Linked DNA regions of Homo sapiens: region 2 is linked to region 1. Evidence: read pairs that join two places in POLR2A ChIA-PET (ENCODE). Cell type or tissue: Caco-2. All regions are shown on one strand. Each heading gives the region's core, and the rest is flanking DNA. Links, peaks and the distances in the headings are about the cores only.

Region 1 (5,385 bases), core at 83-5,082:
GGATGAGGTATGGATGGATTAGAAAGGTTTATGTAGCTTACCCAATGTGGCACAACTTGTAATGGCAGGGTCAGACTTAGAAACTAAATCTCTCCAATACTAGCTTTTGATTTTATTTTTACCCTACTCACCCCTGATATTCGTCCCCTGGCCTTTTCTGCTTACCTGGCTTGGAGCAAGTCCTCATCTGCCAAAGACTATGTAGGTGGTTGGAAGGAGTGCTCTGTCCTCACCTCTTCCTCCCATGGCACCTGCAGCCAGAGACCTGCTGTGTGTGCTATATACTCTTCTGACCTCTCTGATTCTGAATCGACTCTCAAGGCTGAATTGGCTGACATGCATCTTCTAGTGGATTCATTGTTTTTCATGGTTTACTTGGTTTATGACAAGCTAGGGACAGCTTGACATTTGCTTTCCCGTCAGTGGTCTGGGGACGTGCACAGAGCTGCTTGTTTCAGATCTCCTCTCGGTGTTTCTCTACACTTAGTGAAGACTATATAACCATGGCTCTATTATAATACAATACGTTATAATAAGATCTAGGGGCATTCTCGAGAACTTGGGAGCAATCTAAGAAAGGAGAGTGAGGTTGGAGAGAGGCGTGTCCTTTGCATCTTCTGGTAGATGATGGTGGAGGCTGTGTAATAACACGCCAAAGCCTAGCCCACTTGAAAGCATCACGCTCTCCAGGGAACTGCCTCAGCCTGGGGCACTTATATTATCCATGCTTAGCATTTTTGTATTACTTTACATTTGTGAACTGCTTTCCCATGATTTATTAGCTGTTCTTGTTTTTAATAGCCCCTGGAGGTACATTGATATTCAGGCTTCTGAGAATGTAAATGCACAGGGAACGTTCATCTCATCAGATATTTTTGGATCTGGGTTCAGGACTCTGACCTCCTGGGATGAGGCCATTTGGGGTCACTGCCTCCCATGGATTAGTAGGAGATCAAGTGGACTTAACTTCAGCTCCTAAAGTCTCCAAGGCACAGCCATGGAATGACTGCAGCTATTTAAGGAAATGGCGTAGAAGCCATTATCCAAAGAGCTGGATTCCAGTCCTGACTCTGCTGCTGACCAGCTTCACTGGCCTTGAGTAGTTGCTTTGCCTACCTATGCCTCAGACTCACCCTCTATAAAACAAAGGTAACCTCTCAAGTCCCTTTAGACCCCCCATTGTATTAAATATAATTCTGTGACTTTGGACTCCTTCTCTGGAACCCCTTGGGTAGCCAATGAATTATATGACAGGGAACATGGGTATAGATATAACCCATTAGGGGACTTGAATTGAGAAGGTGCTCACCTTCCTTTCTCTAGGATTCAAGGACCAACTGACAATGATATGCTTTCAGATTCATTTTAAGAAGCACACAATCCTCATTCACTATAAAAGTAAGATAGCGAGTGGAGCTGTTAGAGGAAAGTCAGACTGGAGCCAAGACCATCATTTCTGTATCTTCTGGGTGTTGTAGAAAGTAATTAGCAGGCTTGATTATCTCACTGGTTCAACACACATTTTAGGGATGTGATGTAATGTGAGGAAACATTTAGTTGTCAGATTTTAGGGCTGTATCAAATTTATTCTTGCAGGAAAAGTCTAGTTGTCCTGGCAACCTAAAATTGATTTCTTTTTGCTCTTGTCAGCTGAAACTGGTCCCCTTTGAATCATTCCTCTAATTTAATATAGAGAGCTGTGTGTCTCCACCTGGTGACCGAATCATTTTTAATGACAGGTAACTCCAGCAAATGGCTCCTCTTTCCTACCTGAGCCAGAAGCTATAGTTTATTACTACCTTCACCCTGTGTTGTTCTCTTTGTGTTTATTTATTTGTCTGTGGAGTGAGGTGTGTAAGTAAAGTGGCATTCAATTAATTAAGAGTTTAATCAGGCCTGTAGAGCAGTGATGTAATTGGCAGCCAATCACTGCCTTTCGTTTTCAGTGACCTCCTAGACATGAGTGGGATTCGAATGGGCTCTGGAAGAGGGAGTCCTTTTGTGTGGATGTCTAGCATTTTTGTAACCCGAAGAGGGTGATGTAATGGCCCAGATGAAAGGAGAAAGCGGAGCTGCATGGCTGCTTTCTGCCTCTGTCAGTCATCTCTATCAAGGGGGTGGGTCATCTATGAAGGGTGGAATCGACATCATTAGGAAGAAATTGATGCCTATGACAATTGAAGAGGTTGTGAGAGAGCAATTTGCTTTCCTTAAATGGTTGCAAATTTCATGGACCACGAATGCCGCATCTCAGGATACAGAAGAGAACTTCTGATGGGGAACGGCTACCAGTAATTTTGAGGAAACCCAGAAATCAGCAGAAATGCCAGAAAGTGAGGAGACGAGGAAATAGGTATTATCAAAAAAGTCCAGTGCCCATCCCCCACCCCGCCCCCAAACGAAACAGGTATCCAGAGTCTAGAATCTGCTGATTTCATTGTGATTCCAGTTGTCGACGGTCCTATGTAGACAGGTGATTTGTGAGTCTTTGAAAGGAAGTAGTGTTCACCAAGAGCCAGAACAGGGTCTTAACCAGTTCCCGTTTTGTCTGGGTTAACCAACTGGTGGATTAACACGATGACACAGACATAGTGGGGAGAATGTGGGCTTTGGAGTTGGATTGTCTGGATTTAAATCCAGAGTCCAGGTCATTGTATACAAATGACCTTAGGCCAGTTGTTTAATTTTTGTGACTCAGCTTCTTCTTCATGTCAGTTCTATCCTGGGGCTAATGATAGGACGACAAAGGAATTTTTTTTTTTTTTTTTTTAAGAGGGAATCTTGCTGTGTTGCCCAGGCTGGAGTGCAATGGTGCAATATCTGCTCACTGCAACCTCTGCCTCCTGGGCTCAAGCGATTCTCCTGCCTCAGCCTCCCAAGTAGCTGAGATTACAGGCGACAAAGGAATTTTTGAAGACAAAATGAAATAATGCATGTGAAGAGCTTAAAACAATTTGCACATATGAATTATTTAATAAATGTGGTTCTTACTACTGTTTGTAGGAAGACATTTGAATTTAGTAAAGCACATAAAAGCCTTTTACATATGTATGGATAAGTCCGTAAACAAATACACACTTATTAGTGATGCGGGTTTAGAAAGAGTATATTTCTTGGTGGCAGAAGTTCCAAAGTCAGGCCAGGCATAGTGGCTCACACCTGTAATCCCAGCATTTTGGGAGGCTGAGGCAGATGGATCACTTGAGGTCAGGAGTTTGAGAACAGCCTGGCCAACATAGCGAAACCCCGTCTCTACTAAAAATACAGAAATATTAGCCAAGCATGATGGTTCGTGCCTGTAATCCCAGCTACTTGGGAGGCTGAGGCAGGAGAATCGCTTGAACCCAGGAGGCGGAGGTTTCAGTGAACTGAGATCACCCCACTGCACTCCAGTCTGGGCAACAGAGGAAGACTCTACCAAAAAAAAAAAAAAAAAAAAAGCTCCAAAGTCATATTGCAAGGATGAGGACATAGGTAGGGAAGGGGAAAATTTGTGACCATTTTTGCAACTTTCCAAACTCCTTTCTCCTCCCCCATCTTTCTTTCTTCCAAGAAGTTACCGTCATTAGCAATTTGCCATGTGTCTAGTTTTTGTCTCACATTTATATACCTGTAAATATATGTTTATTTTTTGCTTTAAAAACCTCAACAGTTATTTGTATAAAATTTAAATTCTTTGTTCTTTCATGAAATATCATGACTACAAACATTGAAATAGTTACTCCGAATTGCAGTCACATGTTTTACTTGTATATAATCATTCTTATAGGCAGAGGGATAACTGTAACCTTTTCCCTTCTCCTTCTCACCTTGCCCTTTGGGAGACGTTTCTTCCCTTTTTTTGTGTCTTTCTACCTTGTCCTTCTCCTCCCCTCCTCTCTTTTCCCTTCCCTTATATTCTGTTTTCTTACCGTTCGTCTCCTTTTCTCTCTCCTTCCCTCCCTCCCTCCCTTGCAATACTTTCCTACCTTTCATACTTTCTTTATTATATTTTTAGTCTCTTGTCTTTAGCTTAATATGGGGCTCAGTGGCCAGGCGTTTACATAATATTGTGGGTCCTTGAAACATCAGGTCTTGGACACCTAGTCTCAGCTCTGAATTGTCAGGTTCCTGCTGATATACTTTCTGGGTCCACTGTTGCTTTGTATTTAATACTGGAGGTTGTGATAACATTGTCCAGCTTCAGGAGGCCATGGTAGCGCAGGAGGGATGCATGTGTTGTGTAGTTCCTTGTCTGGAATGCAGGGTGACAGGAGGTTGGCTTGTGTACACATGTTCATCTCCTTGGGCTACTGGAGAGGGAGTCTTTATTTTGGTGGGGTGCTCCTAAGAGCAGTGAGCTCAGAGCCTCTGTCTTGAGACTTGCTGTGTGTTTTCTTGGCCTCCCAATGCTCCTGGCATAAGTGACATCCCTGCTTAGGACCCTACACTCATGATTTCAGGCAACCTTTCTGCCTTCCTTTTGGCCCCTGCCTCTCCACCCCATGTTCATATTCTTCATCCCAGGTGCAGTGCCACCCTGCTGGCTACCTCTGCCAGGCAGCATCCTTCATGCTTAGCTCAAATTCCACCTTCTCAGAAACATCTGACTTCACATTTGGTGTCAGTCTCTCTCCTCCTCCATTTCCCATCACACAGTTTGTACTTTCAGAGATACTTTCATACACCACCTTGTATTCAATGGGTGGTATCTGTTTCTGAGTTCTGATCAGAGGGCAGACATCTCTGATCCTTTGGAGGCTAGCTCAGTAGCTGGCATTTATAGGCACTCTGTAACTGTTAAATTGAATTACTGAGGAGGCCTGAGGGGTTGGAAGGTCAAATGCAGTTAACCCAGGGAACTAGAAGGGCCCCTGGGAACTTGGTTTTGGAGCATGGCTTTTATGAGCAGCTATCAGCTTTTCCCCAGGCTCCTTCTTAATCCTGTCTCTCTAGAGGCACAAGGAGAGGTGGTGTTTGCTTAAGATGCTGGTGGCATTCCTAGTGAAGTTAGGTCAGAATGTGCCATCTCTTCTTTAGCTCTCAACTTCTTAGAGTGTCAACCCTCCTCATATTGGAAAAGCTTAGCTTTTAAAAAGGAGAAAGTGGTTTACATGATGACCTCTGAATTTTTGACTTTGATTATTAATCTTCTTGAAGAAGACTTTGCAGTTGCCCCTGTTACAAGGAAAGCAGACATGCCAAGTTGCTGCATTTGTGAAATTGAATGAAATTCTGGCTGCGTTTTATGGCTCTGACCTTTGGGAACAGTCCAGGGTCAGACTGCTCACATGATGTGCTTGATAAATCCGCCTCCCAACAGCACTGTTGAGATCTTAACTAGAATTGCTACTTGCGAAACACCTTTTTCTGACTTGCAGTTCAGATTCTGCATGTACTGCTGAC
Region 2 (5,385 bases), core at 213-5,212, 520 kb before region 1:
TTAAGCCAGAGTGTGTGGTAAAAGAAAGAGAGGTATCAAGAATGAATCCCAAGTTTCTGAATTGGGCAGCTGGGCGAATGTGTTTCCACTTACTGAGTTAAAAAACAAACAAACAAACAAACAAACAAGCAAAAAACACTGTAAAATGAAAATCTTTTGGAGGTGGAGAAATTGTTGAAAACTCTGGTTTGAACAACTGAGGTAGATGGCAAAGTAGGCAAGGTGATATTCAAGACTTGGATTCAAAAGAGATGTCTGGCTTTGAGATATGCATTTGCGATTCATCAAAATAGAGGTAGTATTTGAAGCTAGAAGAAAGAGTTGGCTTTCATATCAGATCAGGTGTTAAAAAATAGAACCAAAAAGCAGTGAAAGTGGAATGGTCCTTAGAAATACTCAAGTTCAAACTCATTTCTCGATTGATAGTGAAATCGGGGCTTTAGGGAGGAAAGTCACTGGTGGAAATGGGGTTGGTAAGAAACTAGGTCTCCCTTCTACTGGACCAGGATAGTTTTTGTTGTTTCACAATATTTTCTCCACATTTGACATCAAAATGGTTGAGACTGAGAAGCACTTTCTATGAGATATGTTCTAGAGACGTGGCTTATGGTCTTACCTCCTCATTTTATATTCTCACCTGCTGTATTGCGAACTACCACACTCTTATAACTGACCTGTTCCCCTCTGCCTTTAGTCAACTTGGAATCTTTTCCCCTGGTTCCTTACTTATTGAAAAAGAAGGTACAATCATCCCAAATGAACATACCTGGGCAATCTGATGTTGAGAAGGTCCAAATCTTAGAGAGATGACTGAGCTGCTGAACACACATCGCTGTGCTATTTCATCCTACTCAGCTTAGCACTTATGACCCCCTGTGACTATTTAGTAATTGCACTGTCTCTCCTCTTGAATGTGAGTGCCTGGAGGTCAGTAGCTATTTGTTTCTTCTCCTTGGTATCTTAATCCTCTCCTGGTGCCTAAGATAAGCAACTTACCCATCTCGCACATGTTTTGAAGGAAGAGGACCCAATAGACTGAGACTTTTACTGGAGTTTATGCACCTTTATTTATCTTCTCATATTTTCAAGTAAATACATTTAGTTAGCACATACTATGTGTCAGGGAGAGTGCAAAAGGTTGTAATTTTGTTCAGTCTGAAAATGTAGTTATTATGTAGAGGGTGTTATTAGCTGTTATACAATAAATTTAGGTTTATTCATGTGTATACATTTGCTTTGCATACCTTCCATCCAATTCAACAAATATTTAATGTACACTGACCATGTGTACGGAGGTAAAAGAGCAAACCTCTGTCACTTAGGGCCCCAAAGCTGGTGGGGGAGGGAGATATAAACAAACACACAAGCAATGACCAGAGCTACAACTGAGCTACAATCAATATACTTTGGTTGACTTCGAGAACATGATTGCTTCAGAGATATAAGAAAGTTTCTTGGAGGGGTGGGGTTTGAACATAATAATAAAATAATGCAAAATGATAAACATATTCTTGAAATAATAGACATCAAAACAATAAGCATAGCCTTGAAATAATTATGGCTAGCATTTTATATAGTATGGAGTATATACTGTTCTAAGTACTTAACACTTGTTAATTTAGTCCTTACAACAATCTTATGAAATGGGTATTTTTTTTTTATCCCCATTTTACAGACTGGAAACTGAAGCACAGCAAGGTGAAGTAGCTTGCCCAAAGTCAAGCAACTAATAAAAAACAGTGCTGGGATTTGAACCCTAGCAATCTGAAGACTTTAATCTTAGCTATTAATGTTTTACTGCCTTATGAATGAAGGATAGAACTTCAACACGCAGGTTAAAGAGAGGAAGTATGGGGAGGGAAGGCTTTTCGTACAAAAAGAAGGGCTGAAACCATGGCACAGGGATTAGACATATACCTAATAATGCTTTATTTTGTTTGAGCCATCTAGTTTTCAAAGGACTTTCTCAGCCATTCTTTGTTTCTCATCATGACTCTGTGAAGTATGTGGCAATTAGTACTCTCATTAGAAGATAAGAGAATCTGGACCCAGAACGGGAAAGGCACTGGGCTAGTGAGCAGCAGAATGAGGTTCAAAACCTGGTCCTTTTACTTCAAACAAGAGTCCCAACAACTAATACATTTGCTCAATGCTCTGAGCAAAGCTCTGTGCTAACCTTTTCCTGTATCTTCTAATTTCATCCTCATGATAGCCCTGAGAAGTAGATGTTATTGCATTTCAAAAGGGGAAACAGTTCAATTCTGCCTCTACTAGGAACCCTGAGAATGGAGTATTACCTGTGCATTAGCACATGCAGCTTCTCTGAGAATGGAAAATCCCAATTAATATCTTTGCCAAAATCTTCCAGTCACTCCTGCATGTGGCCAACTTTCCTGCATGGTGAAAGTCAACATTCAAATATGAAACTCGGCTTCAGTTTCCAAGAACTGATTGCATTATTAAGAATTAGTTTCTGAAAGTGGGCTTTGTGAATCTATGTGGGAAGGGCTACGAATCAGACTGGCTGATAATTTGGTGCAATTGCTAAAATACTTGATGCAATTCTGGACTGCATTGGCGGCAATACCATCTCCAGCTCAGTGAGCACCCATTGTGTAGGGCATAGTTCTAGGCCCCCAAGGGAGAATATAAATCAATGTCTTGAGAGAGTGGCTCTATCATGGATCCAGCAGCAAGCATGTCAAATGCTAAAAAAAGACAGTCAGGTAGGAGCTGGGTAAAAATTCACAGCCAGCCCCACAGCCTCAGGCAACAAGGGCTGAATTCCCAGCCATCGGCTTTGTTTATGCATGTTCAGTCTGGGAACCAGGTACGGAAGGCTCTGCGTTCAGTCCTGTTGTCTTCCAAATTTGATTACGGTTCTTAGGAGACAGAGTCATGACCTCAGCCTGGAATGGCAACATTTAAAAGAGACAACAAAAAAGAAAGATAAGATGACTAAAGCTCTTAGTTTAAGAGGGGGTAGAAGGGACAGAGTGAATTTGGGAAGTTTACACTTGATTTTTAAGGCCAAGGGTATCATGAAGAGCCTTGTGTTTGAATGCTGTTGTCAAGCCTTTAAAAGTCTTCCCTGCATGCTGATTGACAGCCAGAGGTATGGGATTATTTCCTCTATGCCTGTTGCCTTGGCTTGCTCATTTGTAAAAGGTGAAAGCAACTACTGCTCTGCAGGTATTAAGGATTAAATGTGGCAAAGCATAGTAAATGTCTTGTAAACATAAATGTGTACAAAGTAGACTGTTTTATATACTGTCCAGCTATCCCAGCTTTCTGGTAAAAAATGGGACTAGACAGTTAGACTCATTGAATGGAATCTTAGATATTGTCTGATCCAACACCTGAATGTAGCAGATGAGGAGGGGAGGAAGCAGTCTGTGCCTGGCCCAAGGGTACCCAGGACGTTAGAGACAAAGGGAGAATTTGTGGGTATGAGGAAGAATGAAATACTGAGAAACAGTGTGAGGTGGTACTCAGTCTGCTGAGCCCCTTCCAATGTAATCTCATTTCATCCCGACAGGAGACATGCAGTCAGGTATCTTCATTTCATAAGTCAGGAGCCAGAGGTTCAAAACGCAAATAGACTCCCTGAGATGAAGAGCCAGTAACCAGATGAAGGAGGTTCAAACCCAGGTTGAAATAAATCCAAAGCGCACGCAATTGACTTTATACCGTCCTACCAAATTTTCCGCATCTTTGCAAATACCTATTTCTGAGGATATCCATAGCACCTACAGAAAACAGTGGCAGCTAGAGAGGGAGTTTTTTATTTCTATTTTTTTTTTAAACATCTGCCTATGAATCACTGTGTAACTTTCCTTTATGCAGTTCAATCTTCAATCTAAAATGGCTAAATGCACCAGATGACCCAGGCCTCCTGCACCCCTCACATCCTGTGATTGTTGAGTCACACTAAAGGGAAAACAGTCCTCTTTTGCCTCCAAATTCAAGCAATTCTAAACTATACAAATGATTTATTTAAAATTGTATATATGCCTTTTGTGGTTATCTGAGGCAAGTGCAAAGAGATATGCCTTCTATTTCCTTTCATCAGCACCCAGTAGGTACCCTGTAAATTTTCTGGTGCATTCACTTTCAAAGTAAGCATTCTGTCAGCTTCCTATACATGATTACAGGCTATTTTGGGAGACATTTCTCTGACATCTGGGCCCTGTATCCATCCATCTGTACATTCATCATCTATACAAATGAACTTACATACATAATTATCAAAACAATACTGTTACTATACATGCTATATATATACATATAGATGTATGCATATATTCAGTGAACATTTATTTATTTATTTATTTATTTATTTTTTGAGACGGAGTCTCGGTCTGTCGCCCAGGCCGGACTGCGGACTGCAGTGGCGCAATCTCGGCTCACTGCAAGCTCCGCTTCCCGGATTCACGCCATTCTCCTGCCTCAGCCTCCCGAGTAGCTGGGACTACAGGCGCCCGCCACCGCGCCCGGCTAATTTTTTGTATTTTTAGTAGAGACGGGGTTTCACCTTGTTAGCCAGGATGGTCTCGATCTCCTGACCTCATGATCCACCCGCCTCGGCCTCCCAAAGTGCTGGGATTACAGGCGTGAGCCACCGCGCCCGGCCAGTGAACATTTATTAAGCCCCGTTATGTGACAGGCAGCAGGTAACTTGCTGCAAAAGTGTTGCTAGTTAAAATCTAGACTAGGTTTACTAATTATTCAAAATAATCATATTTCTTATACCACTGCTTTTTTTTTTTTTTTTTGACAGATTCTCACTCTGTTGCCCAGGCTGCTGGAGTGCAATGGCGTGATCTCTGCTCACTGCAAGCTCCGCCTCCCATGTTCAAGTGATTCTCTGCCTCAGCCTCCCGAGCAGTTGAGATGACAGGTGCCCGCCACCACCCCCAGCTAATTTTTGTATTTTTGATAGAGATGGAGTTTCACCATGTTGGTCAGACTGGTCTCAAACTCCTGACCTCAAATGATCCACCCGCCTCAGCCTCCCAAAGTGCTGGAATTACAGGTGTGAGCCACCATGCCCGGCCTTTATACCACTGCTTTAAAAAAAAAAAAAAAAAAAAAAGATTCTGATGCTTAGAAAGACCACTGGACATTGATCCAACTTTATTATTCTTACGCTCTTACTAAAACTTTAACTCAAAATCTTGGTTTCTTCTAAATTGTTACCAGGCACTGCTGAAAGGAAGCATTCATAGCACAAGGCAGTGACCTAGACAAGGATTAGGATTCATGGGTTTAGAGGCACACTGACCTTCCTTCTCACTTTCAGAATTGTGTTTAATAGCTCAGTCTGTTATCCGCCTGGGCTCCCCAATGTTAGACTTACGTATTATTCACTTGCCCAAATTTAGG

What was found. Peaks named below come from ENCODE experiments on the same cell type or tissue, not always from the same donor. Only the 100,000 strongest peaks of a DNase experiment are listed, where the experiment ranks them.
Region 2: POLR2A ChIA-PET joins it to region 1 with 9 read pairs; 5 of 35 experiments call an interaction of 5 or more read pairs at or near these places.

The regions. Positions count from the first base shown.
Region 1 is chr3:188,278,183-188,283,567 of GRCh38, forward strand. All of the region lies in intron 2 of LPP (LIM domain containing preferred translocation partner in lipoma), which reads left to right. Among named protein-coding and RNA genes, the nearest start is that of FLJ42393, 100 kb to the left of the region's middle. In Caco-2, for the core only: no CTCF peak of the experiment used is centred there; a DNase peak (open chromatin) is centred at 4,899.
Region 2 is chr3:187,761,668-187,767,052 of GRCh38, forward strand. No RefSeq gene overlaps it. Among named protein-coding and RNA genes, the nearest start is that of BCL6, 19 kb to the left of the region's middle. In Caco-2, for the core only: no CTCF peak of the experiment used is centred there; a DNase peak (open chromatin) is centred at 2,794.